2 separate regions of the Homo sapiens genome follow, and region 2 is linked to region 1. Evidence: read pairs that join two places in POLR2A ChIA-PET (ENCODE). Cell type or tissue: Panc1. All regions are shown on one strand. Each heading gives the region's core, and the rest is flanking DNA. Links, peaks and the distances in the headings are about the cores only. Region 1 overlaps SEMA7A (semaphorin 7A (JohnMiltonHagen blood group)). Region 2 overlaps LOC101929333 (a long non-coding RNA gene).

Evidence for each region. ChIA-PET counts read pairs that join two places held together with the same protein. Peaks named below come from ENCODE experiments on the same cell type or tissue, not always from the same donor. Only the 100,000 strongest peaks of a DNase experiment are listed, where the experiment ranks them.
Region 2: POLR2A ChIA-PET joins it to region 1 with 8 read pairs; 8 of 35 experiments call an interaction of 5 or more read pairs at or near these places.

The regions. Positions count from the first base shown.
Region 1 is chr15:74,419,364-74,422,269 of GRCh38, forward strand. The region is part of intron 1 of SEMA7A (semaphorin 7A (JohnMiltonHagen blood group)); the gene reads right to left. Among named protein-coding and RNA genes, the nearest start is that of MIR6881, 9.4 kb to the left of the region's middle. RefSeq lists an enhancer at 2,230-2,861. In Panc1, for the core only: no CTCF peak of the experiment used is centred there; no DNase peak of the experiment used is centred there; H3K27ac peaks cover 1,076 bases.
Region 2 is chr15:74,485,299-74,488,204 of GRCh38, forward strand. All of the region lies in intron 1 of LOC101929333 (a long non-coding RNA gene), which reads right to left. Among named protein-coding and RNA genes, the nearest start is that of UBL7-DT, 25 kb to the left of the region's middle. In Panc1, for the core only: no CTCF peak of the experiment used is centred there; no DNase peak of the experiment used is centred there.

The DNA.
Region 1 (2,906 bases), core at 234-2,733:
GCCAAAGCAAGCAGCGCCCCCCAACCCCGGGCCTTTCAGCAGGCAGCAGGGCCTTCAAGCACCCCCCTTGGAGTCCAGGTTCCCAGGAATCACAATGCTCAGAACCCCTTCTCCTCCTTCAGGAATCCCTCTCCAACCTCTCCTGGCCCATCCCCAGCCCCTTAGTGAGCACTAGACTAGAGGAGGAAAGGAATCTCAACATCTACTCCGTCCCATTTCACAGATGGGAAAACAGAGGCCAAGGGAGGGGCAGCCCAAGGGCACACGGAAGCAGGTCAGTAGCAGACCCTGAACCAGAGCCTGCACTCCTGCCTACCAAGCTGGACTCTATTCCATGGCCCACTCTGGCCTGGTTTCACCCATGAGGATGCTAGCTCTCCGGGGGGTGAAGATCGGCTCTTCCTCCCCAGCAACTCTGGGACAGGGGAACCTTCACAGAGCACAGCCTGGGACTTTCAGCAGAAGGGCTGACCGGGAAAATTTTCCCCAAAAAAGAAACTGACTGCAGCCACTGCCTCTGGGGAGGTGTCTCATCTCCAGTGACACTGCTGAGGTTGTCCTGGTTGCAGGAGTAAATTATAGGGATGGGATGGCCTGTGGTTGTGCCCCCAGCAATCAGCCACACCCAGCATCTTCCCACCTCTGACCAGCCTGGGCCTCACCTAGGAACTGGGTCTGACCACTGTTTTTTCAGCTGCAGGAAACTCTGGGGCAGCCAGCTTGGCAGTGACACCCAAGCTCCAGCTCTGACCAAAAAGAACTACCATTTCCTCAACTCTGCCCCCGATCCCTCTTATTCCCATTGGAGCCATCCCTATTGATTCTGCATTTAACAGGGGCAAGGAGCAGCTGGACCACACACTGTGCCACCACACCTTCATTCTTTAAGAAACATCCCTTCATGGCCAGGTCACCCCCGGAAGTGAGCATTCTTCACCTCTTCTGTGGCCTGGCGCACTGTGCAGAGAAGAATGCTGAGGTACCCTGGGAGACATGCCAAGGTCACACCAGCAGGCAGGACACATTAGCTTGTCCCAGGCTGCAGTATCAGTTCTCAGCAGCATGGCAGGCTACAGAGAGAAGTGCTGAGCTCACTGTCCTTGGGTGGTGTGGCTCTCCTGGTGCACATCACAAACAGCCCAACTGAACAGCTCCGGGGATATCAGCCCTCCCTGGCCCCCAAGCCTCCCTCCCTGTAGGCCCGAGATGTGCAGAGCAAGGGCTGAGAGGTACTGGCACTTCGGTGGGAGGGAGGGAGAGCTGGCAGGTCTTGGGTGCTGCCCTGCTCCCCCTCCCTTCCTGGGATAAAATTAGAGTGCTGGGGTCACAGACACAGTCTTCCTGACTCAGCTCCCGTAACTCCCCTTCCACCCGCAGCCCAAACTGCAGCCACCATCCTCTGTGGCCCAGCCAGAGATCCAGACAGTCTGCCGCCCCAACTCCCCTCCTGCTCCCCTCCCATCCACCGATAGCCAGACTGGCAGCCAGGAAAAGGTGCGTGTCTGCATCTAGAGATGCTGGGCTAGGACCTGAGATCCATAGTCCCTGGGAGTCAAAGCAGAAAAGTTCTAGCCGTCAGACTGTGCTAGCCACCTTCATCAGTCACCTTAGCCCCACTCCTGCACCAAGGCCACAGGCCCAGGTCTCCGAGGGGGCCGGCAAGGCCAATGTACAACTACTCAAGGGAAAAGAGGCACCAGACAGGACTCTGGGTGGGGGCACCCTGGTCTAGGAATTGCAGGGCTGTTGAAGAGAAGAGGAAAACAGTCCTGCCCTGGGGAGTCGAGCCTGATGGCAGAGACATGACTGGGTCCTGGAGAGCAAGGTCTGAGGGGGAGGTCTGGCCCTACCCTGGGAATACATCTGAGGGGTCAGACAGCCACACCACAGAAAACTTCCACAGCTCTCCAGCAAAACTGTCTTAGCATGGACCCCAGGGCTGCCCACAAAGTATCTGCTGAAGACATGAAGGGAGGGTGAGGGCTGCTGGCCCCTGGGTAGGAGCTGCAGCACTAGGGCCCGGACAATCCCATGCGGATCTGCAAGCCTGAGCCCAGTTCCCTTCAAACCCTAGCCACAATGGCTAGGGTGGAGGAAGCAGGGACTGTTCGTCCCATTTTGCAGGAAAACGAACAGGAGCCCAGGACCACGGCCTCCCATGACCCCCAGGTTCCTGGCCCTCCCACCTCTGTTCTTGGTGATGCGTATGGACTAGAGGGAATGACACCAGCTCAGCCCCAGGACAAGGCCTTGGCCCATTCTCCACCCCAGCCCCAGCCTGGGCTCCCGCACCGCCTGAGGCCCTCAAAAGGCCTGATTGTGCCCGGGAAGTGTCGAGCAGCAGCAGCTCGATGAATACATGAAAGGAAGCTTTGTTCAGGTTGGCAGGAGCGGGGGCTGGGGGCTAAGGGGCAGGAGGGCTGCCTGGAAGTGAAGGCAGCACCAAGCCATCAGGGCCAGGCCTCGAGTCTCTGCCCAGGCAGGGGCTGAGCAAGGCCAGGGGCTACCCCTAAAAAGGCCAGGCCAAGGGAGTATGTATCATATCCCTGAACATTTTCTTTGTGATGCTTTATGAACCCAAACGGAGAGGTGAGGTAGATAAAAGCTGGATGGGCCCTGAACAGGCCGGGAGGGAAAGCCAGGCAGAGGACGCAACCTGAGCAAAGGTGGGGAAGGTGGCTGTATGGAGGACAGAGGCCATGCGCTGCAGCCTGGCAGAGTCCTAATGAGAAGAATCGGGAAGGTGAGCTGAGGCCCACGTGTGATGGGGGAGGGAAGATGCAGCCTGTCCAAGGACACACTGACCCACTGCCCACCACTCTCCCCTGCTGCCTGAACCTACGAGCAGGGCCAGGAGTGGAAAATGCCTCCCCATCCTCTGGCGTCCCCCACCTCCTGGCTCCCCC
Region 2 (2,906 bases), core at 292-2,791, 66 kb after region 1:
CCAGCTAGGTTTTTTTGGTAGAGACGGGGTTTCACCCTGTTGGCCAGGCTGGTCTCAAACTCCTGCCCTCAAGTGATCCGCCTACCTTGGCCTCCCAAAGTGCTGGGATTATAGGTGTGAGCCACCGCACCAGGCTTATTTTTTATTTTTATTTTTTTTAGAAACAGGGTCTTACTCTGTCATCTAGGCTGGAGTGTAGTGGCATGATCATAGCTCACTGCAACCTCAAACTCCTGAGCTCAAGGTATCCTCTGTCTCAGCCTCCCAAGTAGCTGAGACTACAGGAATGTGCCACCAAGCTGGCTATTTATTTTATTTTCTGTAGAACCAAAAAAGGTCTCACTATGTTCCCTAGGCTGGTCTCGAACTCGTGGCCTCAAGCAATCCTCCCACCTCAGCCTCCCAAGCACTGGGATTACAGGTATGCTCCACCTTGCCTGGCTGAAAGGCAACTTTTGAATTAAGACATGAAGGAAATGAGAGCTAGCCATGTAGATATCTTGGAGAAGAACATTCTAGGCAAAGAGAATAGCAAGTACCAAAGACTTAAAGCACTTTTTGACATGTTTAAGGAACAGCAAGGAGCCCTATGAGGCTACAGTGAAGAGAAGGAGGAGAAGAGTGATAAGATTTTTTTTTTTTTTTTTTTTTGAGCCAGAGTCTCGCTCTGTCGCCAGGCTGGAGTGCAGTAGCGAGATCTCAGCTCACTGCAACCTCCGCCTCACGGGTTCAAGTGGTTCTTGTGCCTCAGCCTCTTGAGTAGCTGGGACTACGGGCACATACCACCATGCCCAGCTAGTTTTTGTATTTTTGGTAGAGATGGGATTTTGCCATGTTGGCCAGGCTGGTCTCGAATTCCTGACCTCAAGTGATCCGCCCGCCTCAGCCTCCCAAATTCCTGGAATTACAGGTGTGTGCCACCATGCCAGCTAATTTTTGTATTTTTATTAGAGGCAGGGTTTTGCCATGTTGGACAGGCTGATCTCAAACTCCTGACCTCAAGTGATCTGCCCACCTTGGCCTCCCAAAATGCTGGGATTATAGGCGTGAACCACCACACCCAGCCAGAAGAGTGATAGGATTTTGAGGTCACAAACCTAATATGGAGACCAAAGTAGAATCGTGTGGTCCATATTAAGGATTTTGGTCTTTATTATGAGATAGAGACCCACTGAAGAGTGCTAAGGGACATGGTTTGGCATATGCTGTATCAGGATCATTCTGGTTGCTGTGTCAAGAACAAAATGACCGGGCACAGTGGTTCACGCCTGTAATCCCAGCACTTTGGGAGGCCGAGGTGGGCGGATCACCTGAGGTCGGGAGTTCGAGACTAGCCTGACCAACATGGAGAAACCCCATCTCTAGTAAAAATACAAAAATTAGCCGGGCATGGGTGGTGCATGCCTGTAATCCCAGCTACTTGGGAGGCTGAGGCAGGAGGATCGCTTGAACCTGAGAGGCGGAGGTTGCAGTGAGCCAAGATCGTGCCATTGCACTCCAGCCTGGGCAACAAGAGTGAGACTCCATCTCAGAAAAAAAAAAAAAAAAGAACAATGCTGGAGAGAAAGCCAGCTAGGAAGTTACACTAATCCATGTGAGAGATGATGGTGACCTGCCCAGCATTGGGAAGTAGGAAGGCATGGGAAGTGCTTGAATGCTGAGTGTGTTTTGCAGGCAGAGCTGACAGAATTTTCTGACTGACCAATGGGGTGTGAGAAGTGAGAGGCCAAGGAGGACACCCAGTATTTTGAGCAACTGGAAGAACAGAGTTGCCATTAACTTCTTGTTGACTAGAATTTAATCACATGGCATAGGAGGCAGAATTCTAAGAATTCTTCCTATGATCCTTGCCTTGGCATAATCCCTTTCTTCCTTTTTGAGGATAGGTAGAAATCAACATGATCTCACTCCTGAGATTATGTTCTGTTATAAAGCAAAAGGATTATCCAGGTGGGTGTAATCTAATCACAAGCCCTTGAAAATCAGTTTTTCTGGCTGCTGGGCAGAAGGGGAAGACAGAGAGTGTATTAATCAGGGTTCTCCAGAGAGGCAGAACCAATAGAAAGGATGGATGAATAGATAGATAGATTAGATAGATAGATAGATAGATAGATAGATAGATAGATAAAGGGGGTATTTTTTAAAAAAGAGATGGAGTCTCACTAGGATGCCCAGGCTGTTCTTGAACTCCTGAGCTCAACTGATTCTCCTGTGTCCACCTCCCAAAGTGCTGAGATTACAGGCATGAGCCACCACACCCAGCCAGAAAGTATTTTTTAATTAAGGTGTGTACTATGTTTTTTTTAGGCATAATGAATGCTATTGCACATGTAATAGATTACAGTATAGTGTAAACATAACTTTTACATGCACTGGGAAACAAAAAAATGTGAGCCAGTGCACCTGGCTGAGAGGGGATTTATTAGAGGAATTGGCTCATGTGATTATGGTAGGCAAAAAGTCCCACAATGAGCCATATGCAAGCTGGAGACCCTGGGATGCTGGTAGCATGGCTCAATCCAAGTCTGAAGGCCTCAGAACCAGGGAGGCCAAGGGTGTAACTCTCAGGCCGAGCCCAGAGGCCTGAGAACTCAGGGAGGGGAGCCACTGATGTAAGTCCTGGAATCCAAAGGCCGAGAAGTCTGGAGTTATTGTCCAAGGACGGGAGAGGAAGAGTGTATCCCAGCTCCAGCAGGTAGATCAGCACATTCATTTTTGCCCTGGTTTTTCTTCTCTCCAAGCCCCCAGCAGATTGAATGGTGCCCACCCACATTGCAGGCAGATCTTTCCCACCTAGTCCACTGAGACTCACACACTAATCTCCTCTGGAAACACCTTCACAGAGACACTCAAAAGAATGCTTTAGTAGGTTTCTACGTTTTCCTTAATCCAGTTAAGTTGACACC